2 separate regions of the Homo sapiens genome follow, and region 1 is linked to region 2. Evidence: chromatin loops called from intact Hi-C (ENCODE). Cell type or tissue: PC-3. All regions are shown on one strand. Each heading gives the region's core, and the rest is flanking DNA. Links, peaks and the distances in the headings are about the cores only.

Region 1 (7,218 bases), core at 1,278-5,277, 55 kb after region 2:
CTCTCTGCCAAGTATTGTGCCAGGCTCTTTGTACATAAACATCGATGTACCTCTCTACCCATGTGAGGTGGGTGCTTCTACTATCATCCCCCTTTCACAGATAATGAAACTTTAGATATGAGCTAAGAGGAATGAAAAAATTAAAAATAAAAAAAAAGCAGATAAGGAAACTAAAGTGCAAAGAAGCAAAATGTTTTGCCAAGGTCACAAGGACCTCAGGGTCCGTATGGTTGTAAGAAGCAGACTAGGCCCTAAGGTTTCTTCCATGTCTGGCATCCTAGGGGGTTAGGACTGCCACTGAGATGCTGAACAAATGATAAGGCAGGCACTTCCCCGACAAAGAATTTGTGTTGGTGGCAGGAGGAGAGAAGAAAGCTGCGACCAGGAGAGCTGAGCCAGGAGCTTTTGCCCACCTCATCATCTAAATGAGCATCAGACTCTCAGGTGTTGCAGATAAAATCCCCTGGCATGTGATCATAGGTGACATCTACCCAGCGCTCATGATGGTAATGCCAGGCACTACTCCAAGCTCCTTACATGATCAATCATTTAACCCTCACAACCTTGGGGTCTAAACAGTACTGTTAGTCCCATTTTACAGATGGGTAAATTGAGGTATGGAGCTGTTAAGTCACTGGCCCAGGATCACACAACCAATAAGTGACCCAGCTGGAGATGGAACACAAGCAGGCTGGCTCCCAAGTCCATGACGTGAACCATACCAGATACTGCCTGTCAGAAGTGTAAACAGCCCTGTCTCATAATCACCTCCTTTGATTTGGAAGCCTAGACCAGGGGTCAGCAAACTATGGCCTGAGAGATTCAGAGCTAAATCTAGCTGACCAACTGTTTTTATAAATAACATTGCATTGAAATACACCCACATTCATTTATTTATTGACTGATTTGCAAAAAACAAGGGCAGCAGTGAGTAGATGCAAGAGATCATAGGCCTGCAAAGCATAAAACATCAACTTTCTGACCCTTTATAGATAAAACTTGTTGACCCCTGACCTACAGTATGCACCTAAGGTGTGTCCTATGTGTCCTAAGATGGCTCCGACACTTGCTATGTGACCCCAGACAAGTTGCTTTCCTGAATCTCCATTTCCTCATCTGTAAAATGTGCTTGTGGGAATTTGGTGAGGAAGTGTGTGTATGTGTAAGTGCCTGACCCAAGGCAGGTGTTTGATAAGGGTTTGCAGCTATCATTGCCAATAGTATGATGAAAATTATGACTGATTCCTATGATATCACTGAAGACAGGGCAGAGACCTTTATGGCCACTTTATGGGCAATGAAACCCTGGTGCAGAGAGAGGATATGGTGAGAGGCAGAGCCCAGGTCTTCCCAGTCCAAGTCCTGCACTCTGCTGCCTCCTTTCCCCCGCCTTCCAATCCATAGCTGCCCTAGTCCTCATTTATGTTTGCCAGCGTGCGGAGCAGCCCTTCTGTGTTTGTGAGTTTTCGGCATCTGTAAGTACCCACAGCCGCACAGAGCTCGCCAGCACAGACATTTGTCAAAGATGACATGCCAGTCATCCATGCCACCGGAGACAGTGACAGATGCGCTCTCCAGCCCCACCATCCAGGCAGTGGAGGATAGATGGGGCCTTGGCACCGGCGCCCGCTCTTGGCCTGGCATGTGCAGGGAGCTGCAGACCAGGCAAGAGACAAATTGCAGCCTGGTCAGTGGGCAGGAGGCTCAGTGTGCATGCAGGCAGATGTGGCTGCAGCCTGCCCCTGAACCAGACACCTGCCTGCCCTCCCCAGTGTCCTAGACCTGCCCAAATCTGGTGTTTGCTTAAGATTTGTATGTGGTCACTGATGAGGAGGTGAGTGCTCACGGGCTTTGGGTTGTTTCCAATAATAATAGTGACAATGGCTGATGCTAACATATGCTGCTCTGCTGTTCTAAGTCCTTAGCATACATCGAGCTCTTTAATCCTTAGCCATCCGGTGGTGGAGGTACAGGAAACTGAGCCTAGAGAGGTTGGAGGCCTCTTCCAAGTTCACACATTAAGTGGCAGAGGCAGGAATCAAATCCAGACACTCTGGCTCCAGAGTTCAATGCCCCTCAGGACTACTGTCTAATATTTGAGAGCCTGGAGTGGAGGAAAAATCGTGACTAGGCAAAGGATTCAGGTAGGCAGGGCTCACCACTAACCTGAGTGGACAGGAACAGGTTGCCCTGCCTCAATTTTTCCACCAGAAAAAATGAGCAGTGGCTGCTATTGCAAGGCCCTGCAAGGTCCCAGACCAGCTCCAGGGCAGGCCTCTCTGTTCTTCTGGGACCCTTGGGCACTAGGTCCTCTGCCGACACACATTCACTCCCTCCGCCTAATAATCCCAACCCAGATCCCCTGGAGTATCATCTCGTAGTTCATTAAACCATCACCTCTGTGTCCCTGAGGCAAGCTTGCAGTCTGTTGAGATTTTGTAGGGATGTTTATGGCTAGTGGCAGCAAAGGGAACAGACCACATAAAACAAAAAGAGACAGTATGAGCTCTTAAAAAGTTTCCAAAGTCTGGCATAAAAGCTCCCACAGGTGTTTCATTCATACAAATGACCAGCTTCCCTCCGCTCTGGATGAAGGGTTTGGAAAGACCAAAGTCTGGTTCAGTCCAGCCAGTCTCCTATTGTGGGACCTTCCTTGCGAAAGTACCCTTCTTTCTCTGAGCCTTGGTTTCCTTGTCTGTAAAATGGGTATAATGATAGTACCTATCTCATAAAATTATTGTGAGGATTAAAACACAAAAAACACTTAGAACAGGGCCCGACACAAAGCGAATGCTCAACAAATGCCAACTGTTCTCATTCTCTGGTTTTTAGTTTCCTCAGTGGGAAAATGAGGAGGTGAGTTTTGTGCCAGGTATGGGCTTCTGGCTCGAACATTCTGTGACTTCATGATGTTCCTAGGGTGCTTCCTTGTCTCCTCCCACTTGCCTGAGTCTTTCTTCTTTGTTTCTGTGAGCCCCAGCCAATTAGTTTACTCACAAGTGTAGGGTAGAGAGAACTACACAAACAGGAAGTGTTACCACTCATACTCACAGTGGTGAATCATTCCAACCTTCCATCAAGTGGATCCACCTCCATTGGTCGACACAGCTGGGGAATCTGAGCTACTGTGGCCAGAACTCTGTTGACCACATCCTGCAATGACAGACCTCAGAATCCTTCCTGAACCTTCCATGGGAAGGAGTCTGTGACAGCCCACCTGTGTAGACTGGGCCTCATCAGCCTGAATTTGCTGAAATAAGTAATTCCAGTTTCCCTGAATTCATGCAGAGGGCACCCACGCTGGGAAGGAGTTTCTCTGGCTTTTCAAGCTCCATAAACACTTGAAAAGTCATTTTATTTTTCAATCTGTGGGCAGGATGCCACCAAACGAGGAAGCCTCATTAAACAGACCTTGAAGGCTATTTCTTTGTTGTTTTTTTTGTGGGAGTGGGATGAGGTTTGGTGTTGGCTTTTTTTTCCCCCACTGATGCTTTTTGGATAAACACATAAATCAGCATCATCTATATTCATTAGATATCGTGCCTTGTTCAGTACAAAATTACCCCTGTTTTGCATGACTTTCCCCCCTTGTGATTAATATAAATGACTTAAGTTAATTATGTTTCTCTTCATGGAAAAATGTATTTGTCAAAGTGCTGAAACATCAATAAAAAATAAACACTGTCATTTGAAGAAGGGCTCATTTGCAAATGAGTAGCTGGGGTGTGGGGAAAGGAATGGACTCACCCGTCTGGAGGTGTCATTCTGATTGAGTAGGCACACTTCATATTTACTAACAATGACAAAAGCATTTTTCTTAGTTAAGCACTCACAGGTCCTGATGAGGTAGACTGATGTCATCATTATTAACAATAATGACACCTCAGGCGTAGAGAAAACAATTTTCCTTACTAGAGAAAACTAACGCTGGGTATTTTACCATCCAGACCTCCAAAACTAGGCCCAGCATGGGGACTTTGCAGGAATAGACCAAGAGGCAAATACAGATGATTGGAGTGGGAGGGAAGAGAAGTGAAGAAAAGCAAACCATGGAGCTGGTGTGGCATCTCAGAGCAACATGGAAGCTTAGGGATGAGACAGCACAAACACCTCCCTGGGCCAATGACAAGACTAAGAACCAGAGAGGGGACTTGCCCCTTGGGTAAACAGCATATTAGTGGCAGAGCCCAGAGAGAACCCAGGACTCTTGACTCCTAGACCCCCACCCTTTCCCTGCACTCTGCTGCCTCCCTTGCCACCAGGGATCAAAGGCTCCCCCTCACTTGAGTAAGTGGTCAATGGCACCAGCAAGGTGCAGGGGCTCAGACTGCTGGACAGTCAGGGCCCCAGGGAAATCTACAGGTTACTGACTTTTTTCATGGTATCTGGAATAGCCTTTCCCCACACTGACTGTCTTAGTTTGGGTTTCCTGAAGGCAGACCCTGAGACAAGATCGTAGGTGCTGGTGGTTTATGTAAGAGGTGAGCCTAAGACACCAAGTGAGGTGGAGAAGTGAGACAGGGAAGGGAGAAAAGCCAATACAGGGCACATGTATGAGGGGGTTACTGCTTTGGACACTTGGACTCACTCCCCCCAGGAGTGACTGCAGAGAATATGCCTCTGAGTTGTCCCGGTGCTGGACAGGGAAGCAGAAATATTTATTTACTGACCTCTGGGGACTTTAATTTCCAACCCCTCTGGGTCACCCTGTACCTAAGCTGAGCAAACTCCCATAGTACCAGAAAAACCCAGAGATCCAAAACCCTGAGCAGGTGAGTGGGAAGCGCTAGTGGGCACAGTCACTGTCTATGGCAGATGCACGTGAACCTGGAGGTGGTATGGGGGGATGTGGGTGGGGCAGGCATGTTATCTACTACATCACCCTTATCTAAGTGCTCCCAGCCTTCCAAGAAATCCCCCCTCCAAGTAAACATGATCATCTTGTCTTCTGATGGTCAGAAACCATTCATCTGGCCACCTTATTTTACTTATCTTCTTAAATATTATTTCTGTCACCCTAAATATACTGTAAAGCATTCAAGGGCAAAATTAAGGCCATTATCATTCTGTCATTCAACAAATACTTACTGAGCACTTACTCTGTGCTGGACTATCTTTAAGGTGCTAGGAATATAGCATCAAAGATAAAGAAAATCCTTGTCTTCAAGGAACTTGCATCTTAAAAGTAGAGCTAGACAATAAACACATAAATAAATGCTATAATTTCAAGTGGTGATAAGTGGCTCAAAGAAAAAGAAAGCAGGGTAAAGGGGATAGCATAATGGAAGTGCAGTACTCCTGGGGACATTTGAGCAAAAGCCTGAATGAAATACCGGAGTAAGCCATGTAAGAATCTGGTGGAATGGAATTCAATCAAAGAGAATGTCAATGCAAAGACCCTAGGGAATAACAGGAAGGCTGGTGTGACACTCAGCGGAGTGAAAAAGAAGGTGGTAGGAACTGAAGAAGGGGACAACCAGATCGTCTAGGACCTTACCTTTAAACAGTGCCTGGCACAAAAGAAAGGTACTCCAAGCTGACTGGATGGATAGATGGGTGGATATAACAGATGGAAGGATGGAAATAATGACAGACTAGTGGATGAAGAAAGAAGAAAACAAAGCAGGTTCTATAGGTAGAGTGTGGTGCCAATGGTGCATTCAAAGCCAGACTTTGCAGAAATAGCAAATATTGAACCCAAAGTACCCAATGAGTAGTTATTAGACCAAGGAAGCAGTTGAAGGAGAAATGTTCCTCTCTGGGCTTCAGCCAATGAGAATCCTAGAAACCTGAGTGTCCTTATCTTTCTTTACATTCCCTGCAGAGGCCCAGCTTCTCCCCTGTGGTGAGTATCCAATAACATTAAATGGTATTACAGTGGATTAATTAAACTTTGGTGGCTGGAAGCTAGTGAATCATTCCCTCCACCACATATTACCATGTTTACTCATCAGGGCTCCATTTTTAATAGCGGTCTTTTAATTAAAGCATGTCACCACGGTCCATTAGGGAAGAATTTGGAGGATGAGATGTGCATGTGGGTGCAAGCATCATTTAATTCAGCAGTTCTTTACTGAGTGCCTACTATGTGCCTGGCAAGTCTTGAGGTACTATGAGAAAATAAGGTGCAAGTGAAGGGCTTCAAGGAACTTACGCGATCAAACAAAGTGAATTCACACTCACGATCAACTGAGGAACATTGGCATATTAATCATTGCTTGCCAACTAACCAGAATTCTTTATTAGTAACTTCTCCCACCTAGTTTAATTTGGAAGAACCAGGCCAATCATAAGAAAAATTCTGGGGCTTTTCGTTTTCAGCAAAATATCCAGGGTATACTGTGGCCTAGACCCTGATGCAGTCATATATCTTTGGGAAAGCCTCCTAAAACTTCTGAGCCTCAATCAGTCTCTTCAAGAATAAAAGCAGAGGTTGTTCTTATCCAGAAATTCTCTAGATTCCAGCTGTAACATTTTCTCATCTGCGACCCTCCAAATCTCCAGGCCCAGACCATGAGGATGGGTTTTCCAGAATGGTGGAAATTTCATCTAAAGTCACTCTAAGATTTTTACCCACCAGAGAAAGATCCTTTTCATTACATTCATGACATTTTGTTTTCTGAATTTTCAAAGAGGACCAAGAAGACCTGTTTGGAAGTAGGAGTAGTTACAATGCATGCACTATGTGTGCACTTAGATGAGGAGGAACAAACCACATACTGCCAGAAAAGCAGGCTCTATTCATGGGGTGACTGGGTAAAAGGCATTGGAACTGGACCCTAAAGACTAGGTAATAGTTTGAGAGTAGGAGAAATGGGGGGAAAGAGCCAATTTTCAGCCTGATTCTAGCCATGTTCCAAGTATGGGTCCCCACTTTGCAACTGCATGACAAGCTCCCCCAGGAGGAGGGACCAGGTCTCTTTTTCTTTTGTCTGAGATTCTTCCTTCCAGCTCTTCACTCCTTAGGCGAGCTCAGCCAGTCTCATAGGTTAGGGCCCACCTGTGTGATGATGACTCCCACATTTCCATCTCCAGCTCAGCACCTCTCTGCGGAGCTCTCTATTCAGTCAGCTACCTGCTTGGCACAGCACTTAGAGGCTTCAAGACATCACAAACAACGTGGACAAAATGAGGCTCCTATTTCTGTGTCCAGTCTGTTGATCCTCATTCTTCAGGTCTCAATGTAGGAGTCACTTCCCCAGAATGTAAATATATATC
Region 2 (7,218 bases), core at 1,187-5,186:
CACCTTGATCTTGGACTTCCCAGCCTCCAGGTTGTGAGAAATAAATCTCTGTTGCTTGTAAGCCACCCAATCTATGGTATTTTGTTACAGCAGCCTAAATGGAATAATAGCAGCAGAGGTTACTTAAGAGAAATGCCACTACACTTAATGTACAGAGTGAGAGAGAGGTATACTAGGATGCATCACATACAAGTGCTAAAATGTATGGATGGCCATTGTTTTGGACTGAGCTCCTGCAGTAAGCCTCAAGAGACCAGACCAAATCACAATGGAACCACTCATGCTAGGTACCGCAAAATCAAACATACCTTTAAGATGAGCTGGTAGGAAGAAAAAAGAAGAGAAGAGAGAAGAGAAGAGAAAAGAGAAGAAAAGAAAGGAAAGGAAGGAGATTTACAGCACCAGGCAGTCTACTTGAGCAGGCATGATAAGGAAGTCCTCTCTGTGAACTCTGTAACTTTGAAATGACCAGTCTGCTTTTTGTTCCTCGGTTTTGGTTTCTTCAGCATTTTCTGCTTGTAAAGCCAACTGCCTCTACTCAGGTCATCAGAGCTGATATCTATTTTCCAGAAGGGATGCTGCCTGATTCATGAATTGCTAATAAAAGCCAATTACACCTTTAAACTCAATTTGTTGAAATTGTATCTTTTGACAAATAATAAGTTTCAAGACATAGAGAGGAAGCTTTCTCAAAGAAGGTGACATGTGAGTTGGTCTTAAAATACCAGCAGGAGTTTGGCAGAGGAGGAAGAGATTCCAAACTTAGTGACAAGCATATATAAAGGTAGTGACAAAAGGCATGTAGATAATGTGTACGCCTATGACTTAAGTGCATGTGGGCACATGAGCCCTAGGACACATATCCAAAGACAAAATGTTCATAGTGGCCCAGCCAGTTTGAACAGAAAAAAAGCAACTAGAAGCTACAGTGGGAGGATGTCTTTTTAAATGAGGAACGATTACATTCTGGAATACTATACAGTAGTAAAAATGGATGAATTATAGCTACATAAAATACCATGGATAAATCTTAAGAATAGGGAAATTGATTAAGATGGCAGAATTTGTACAGTATGACTGCACTTCTAAAAAGTTCAAAAATGTGCAAAACTGAATGGATTTTGTTGTTATGGGTTTAATAAAAATGGTAAACAGCAAAAAGGCCAGTGTGGCTGGAGCAGAGAGAAAGGCAGTAAGAGTGGGAGGATATGGTATCAGAAACATGGTGAGGCAGGCACAATGGGGTTAGGGCCCACTGGCCATCATAGGCCTTGAGGTTTCCCCTGAGTGGAGTGGGGAGCCATTGCAGGCTTTTGAGCAAAGGAGTGACCTGATCCAACTAATGTTTTCAAAGTCTGTATGTATGTCTAAATTGTGTCCATCTATGAAACAAATATATTGCCTACATGATAAAACATATGTAACAAATTAGACATATCACACACTAATATACCAAGCCATAAGCCATTCTTAGGGTGAAGTTCTTTGTTAATGACAGTGGATATACATTCACATTTCATATAGCTTTACTGATAGTTTTGAAATGCAGAAGCTGGCCCTACCACTGCTGTTGTAGTCTCATCACATGGCTGACAAAGGGTTTGTCATGGGAGTAAGAAAATGCCAGTTTAGCTATTTCTCACCATCCACTTGGGCTTGCCTTACAGATACTGTGTTCAACTTGTGGTTTTGCTGTAGGGATATGTTTAAGCAGTTTGTTCTTTTGTGGGGGTTAGTTTAGGTGACATTTGGTAAGGTAATCTGCAGATATTCATCAGGACACCCATATAACAGCAATGCACATGACTGGAAGCAAAGCCACAGGCACCCTTCCTCTCCCCAACTCTCCACCCCTGTCTGCATCTCTGAGGATTCCATGGAATAGAAGGTGAAGTCCTTGGACTGGATGGTTCCTATGGTACCTACAGGCCTATGAACATCAGGTCTGGAGGAGAAAGGCATGTGCAGACAATGCCTTGGTCAGAGGGATAGGTACAAAATCCTCCAAAAGGGATGGTTTAGAGCTGCCATTCAGTACAGATGTCACTAGTCATATGTACTATTATTGAGCTCTGGATGTGGCTAGTGCAAATTGAGATGAGCTTTAAGTGTAAAATACACCTGCATTTCAAAGACCTTGTTAAAAAGAACAGCAAAATATCTCATTAATTTTTTAAAAAGTGCATTTTTAGAGTGCATGTGAAAATAATATTTTTATACTATTGGGTTAAGTTTAATAAATTATTAACATTAATTTTACCTGCTTTGTTTTTGCCCTTTTTTCCCTATTATTTGTTTAATGTGGCTACTAGACAGTTTTTTATTGCATACATGGTTCATGTTTGTGGCTCACATTATATTTCCATTGAATAGCACTGGTCTAGACAGAAAACCAGTTCCCTAAGTTATGGAAAAGTCCAAATTTATCAACATTATCAGCACCTTTTGTTCCAATTGGTCTTGCCCATCATGTTCCCAATAATGGCCCCATTAGGTAAAGAAGCCTGTGGTGAATGCCTTTATGGCACATTGTGAAGGTGGTGCCCTGTGATTCAGGAAGGCGATGACTAATGAACTAGGGCTCTGCCATGTACTTGCCAAGTGACCTCAGAAACATCACCGGCACATTGCTTTCCTTCCTTGTCTGTAAAAATGTGAAGGAAATTAATCATATAATATTCCATCTTTCTGGCTCTGGGTGCCTCCTTCCAGAAGTATTTGCACTTTTAAAACGGAGTCTCTAGAAGGCAATGCTCAACCCAAATTAAGAAATGCCAAATGGCAAAACTTCAGGCCCCAGTGGAGGAGGAGTTTTGGAGTAGAGAAGATCCTCCCGGGTCCCTGCAAATCACAGCTCAGATTCTATGTGAACCTGATAAACATATAGGAACTCACAGGACAGACTGACCCTGTGAGAAGTAGTAGGCTGGGATGGAGATTCCAGATGGGTCTTCATTTGTACCACCAAGCACATGCTGTCGATTTAAGCTGCATGGTCAGGCTATTATTTCATGAGCACATCCTCCTCTGGCAGACACACACACACTTCCATAAGTGCAAACATCCACATGCACACACAATGAGACAGCAGAAAGTGCTTAAAAAAGCAGCCTCCCAGTCCAAGAGGAAAGTATCCCTCACTTAGAGAGACAGAGGGCCAGGAAGAGGTCTCCAGGAGCCTCAGGAAGCAGGTGGCACGCTGCCAGGTCATGCATAGGAGCCTGATCCAAGGCCAGTGAGGCAGAGCAGCAGAAGCCGCAGGGCATCCAGAGACAAACAAATAATGAGCTGGCAGCTCCAAGAGAAGTGGCAAAGCTAACTGCATACCTGACAATGGTAAGCAGTTAGGCAAAATGGAGAGTTCCAGCAGGGAAAAACCTACAGTTATTACAGTGGGCCTGGCTCTGAAAAGTGAGGGGAAAGGGCACTTAAGAAAGGAGAGATTCTTCCCCAAAAATAGCAGCTGTGAGATGGAGAAGGGATGGGTGCCCACATTTGTGCATTCACTTCATTCGACGCCATGTGGACAAACAGATCATTTACAATGCTTTGAACACAGACAGATAAATTAAAATGAAGTTCCCCTTAAACCACCCTTATCAATCCAAGCTTTATCCAACTCCAAATTCTACCTCCTCCAGGAAGCCTTCCTTTCCCAGCAACTGCAGTCATAAATGGTCTTGCTATGAATTTCCAAAGCAATTTAAAGCAGATAGTCAGGGCCAGATCTAGGGGGAGAAATCAACTGAACACCTCACATACAAAAAATCAACTTAATTTAAAATTGTTTATTTTTTGTTCAGAAAGAAAACATTCACCTCTTTTTTAAATTAAAACAGTAAGCATCTAATTTTATGAAATTAGTACTAGATAGAATATATTAAAGGGTAGGAGAAAGACAAAAAGAAATGAGATGGGAGGAAAAGGAAGAGAGTAACAAAATAAGTGGAAAAGGGAGCAGTAGATGGAGGAGAGAGAAAGATAGACAGGAAGAGAGAAACAATTACATGAACGAAGAACTAAAGAAGAAAGAAAGGCTGGAAGGACTTGCTGTACACTCAGAATGTCACCTTTAAAAAGAATATGTATTCTGCTATGGACTTTTTCTAAAAATGTTCATTAGGTCAAATTGGTTACTCGAGTTGTTTAGGTCTTCCATAACCTTATTGATTTTACATCTAGTTGTATCAATCACTGAGAGAGGCATGCCGGAGTCTCCAACTATGATAGCATGTTTTCTGTTTCATCCTCCAGTTCTGTCAATTCTTCCTTTATTTATTTTCAAGTTTTATGGTAGGATGCGTATATGTTTAGAATTGTAATGTCTTTTGGTGAATTGACCCTTTTGCTCTTCTGTAGTATTCTTCTTTTCCCTTGTAACTTTCCATGTTATGAAATCTATCTTTTCTGACATTAATCTAACCACTTCAACTATGTTTTTAAATTATGGTAAACTACACATAACATAAAATTTACCACCTTAGTCACTTTTAAGTGTTCAGTGATGTTTAGTGGTGTTAAGTATATTCACATAGTTGGGCAACCAATCTCCAGAATGTTTTTATCTCGCAAAACTGAAACTCTGTACTCATTAAGCAACATTTCACCCATTTTCTTCTCCCCACAGCCCCTGTCAACAACCATCCTACTTTCTTCCTCTATAAATTTGACCATTCTAGATACTGTATACAAATGGAATTATACTGTATTTGTCTTTTTTGACTGGCTGATTTCAGTTAGCATAATTTCCTCAAGAGTCAACCATGTTGTAGCATGTGTCAGAATTCCCCTCCTTTTTAAGGCTGAATAATATTCCATTGTGTGGCTAGGCCATATTTCATGTATCTATCCAGCTGTCTATGCACATTTGGGTTGCTTGTACCTCTTGGCTGTTGTACATAACGCTGTGAACATGAGGGTACAAATATCTCTTGGGAACTGGTTTTCAATTCTTTTGGATCTATACCCAGAAGTCAAATTGCTGGATTGTATAATAATTCTATTTTAAATAGAACCACCAGACTTTTTCCATATTGGCCACACCACTTTATATCACTTCAGTTATCTCTTGATTACTGTTTGAATGGTACATATTCTCCATTATTTACTTTTAAACTAAACCTATTTGTATTTTTATATTTAAAGTCTGTCTCATAGACAACATAGAGGTGGGATGTTGTTTTGTTGTTATTTTCCACTCTGACACTCTCGGTGTGTTAAGACCATTTATATTTCATGCGATTTTATGTAATTTAACTGACATGATTGAATTTAGATCTATCGTTTCATTAGTTTTCCCTCTCTGTTTCTTGCTCCTGTTTCCCCTTTCCTGCCTTCTCTTGCATTATTTGAATATTTTTAGTATTATATTTTAATATACCTTTTAACTTTTTAGCTATCTCTCTTCATATTATTTTTAATGGTTTCTCTATAAAGTGTAATATACATGGACATTTTTTCACAGTCCATTTAGAATTAATAGTTTACCACCTCAGGCAAAATATAAAAGCTAGGAATGTCCATTTTAAAGTGGCATCCAAGTGTAAAGGCAAGGTAAAGTAGAGTGTGTACTGTTTGTTTAGTACTGAAGTGGTGAATATGAATGCATACATGTTTGAACATGCATATAGTATTTCTGGAAGCCCACGCAAGAAATCCTTAGTAGTGACTGGCTCTGGGGAGGTCAAGGGTTGGAGGGAGGACAGGGATGGGAGCAGAGTTGTTTCTCATGGTAAATCTCCTTGTATCTTCATTTTTTTTTTTACCAAGTTTACCTATTGCCTTCTCAGAAAATAATTTGCAGAAAGCTTTATCCATTTATTATTCAAATATATCCCTATAAATGTCAATAGTGACACAATTGTTGAAGATTTTACAAAAGCTCAAATTCTAAAAAATTTAGAAGTTCTGCTTTTAAAAGAATAATCTAAAGCAATTGAAATTATACTTCAGTGACCACAGCAATCTCTTTTAAAGAGTAAGATGAAGTTAAATTAAAGGTCCCAGAATCTCTTTATAGAGTCACTTCCAGCCTTTCTCATTTCAGTGGATGACACAACATCTAAGCTCCAGTTATTGGTCTTAGTGAATCAGGGCTACCCTATTCTTCTTGCCAGTGATTGAATTACAGCTAAGCATGGGGCCACTGAGACCTGAGAGAAGTTCCACTGGAGCCCTTATGAGAATTCTTGCCCTTAAGATAAAGATCCCATTAAAGACAGCCCTATTTCTGCCTTTGGACATCACTGTGTTAGAATGTGTGGCCTAAAACTGCTGTAAAGAGGTGGAGGCAGAATCCTACCACCTACTCTCTCTTTGTTATGTGACTAATATCTTCCCTCTCTGTTTGATGTTTAAGAGTTTTTTTATTACTTGCAACTGATAGCTTTCTAACCAATATACCATCACTTTTTTTCATGTATTCATTATTCACATCCACATAAGCACTTCTACATGTGAGAGCTGAGATAGTCACCAGGAATACAGTATCGATAAATGCATGAGCCCTCGCTGCCTTCAAGGAGCCTATAGTCATGCATTCCTGCATCTGTCATGTCCCCTGCTTGCACTTGTCTCTCCTGATCATTTCTGACCCTTTGTGGCTCACCTCTATAATATACACACCTAATTGTTTACCTTCTCTGTGAACTGCCATGACTGACAACCCTTCCTCAATGCCATACACACCCTATGCTTTTGTTATAGCACTTTTCAGACTGCCTTGCAATCGCCTCTTCATTAGCCTGTGAGCTCCTATTGTGAACCCCCGAGGCAGCCACAGGGCCTGGATATTAATAATGCTTAGTCAGGCATCTGCTAACTAGCCACCCTAAGGACTGGGGGCACTGTGAAGGCAAGTTCAAATGTTGGGAAGAAGTCACCAGCTATTGCTTAGAAACCAGAGCAGGGGATGCAGGCAGGTCCTGAACTACAAGCCAAAAGATGAGAGAACACAGAGAGGAAGGAGGGCCATATTGGCAAAGGACAAAAACCCCTGTCCCTCTTGGCCCTTCCTCCAAGCCCCAAACTCCTTGACTTCTCCTCCCAGAGGTCACTGCACAACCAGGAATCCACCCAAAAGAAATATGAAGCTTTCATCTGTTTAGCTGTTTGGCTGGATGGGCCCTTGTTTTTATACTCACGGGTCTAGTTAGGTAACACTCTTCCCTTTCACCAAAGTTCTGCAGCCCTCCACCCCCACCCTCCTTGATCTTCAGA

The links. A loop is a pair of places that touch in the nucleus more often than their neighbours do. Peaks named below come from ENCODE experiments on the same cell type or tissue, not always from the same donor. Only the 100,000 strongest peaks of a DNase experiment are listed, where the experiment ranks them.
Region 1: it touches region 2 in a loop (10-fold over the local background); 7 of 110 quality-filtered maps call a loop at or near these places.

The regions. Positions count from the first base shown.
Region 1 is chr6:40,959,381-40,966,598 of GRCh38, forward strand. The region is part of intron 1 of LOC101929555 (a long non-coding RNA gene); the gene reads right to left. Among named protein-coding and RNA genes, the nearest start is that of UNC5CL, 76 kb to the right of the region's middle. In PC-3, for the core only: no CTCF peak of the experiment used is centred there; DNase peaks (open chromatin) are centred at 1,861 and 3,051; H3K27ac peaks cover 2,349 bases.
Region 2 is chr6:40,904,382-40,911,599 of GRCh38, forward strand. The region is part of intron 1 of LOC101929555 (a long non-coding RNA gene); the gene reads right to left. Among named protein-coding and RNA genes, the nearest start is that of UNC5CL, 130 kb to the right of the region's middle. In PC-3, for the core only: no CTCF peak of the experiment used is centred there; DNase peaks (open chromatin) are centred at 2,580 and 3,210; H3K4me3 peaks cover 536 bases; H3K27ac peaks cover 1,712 bases.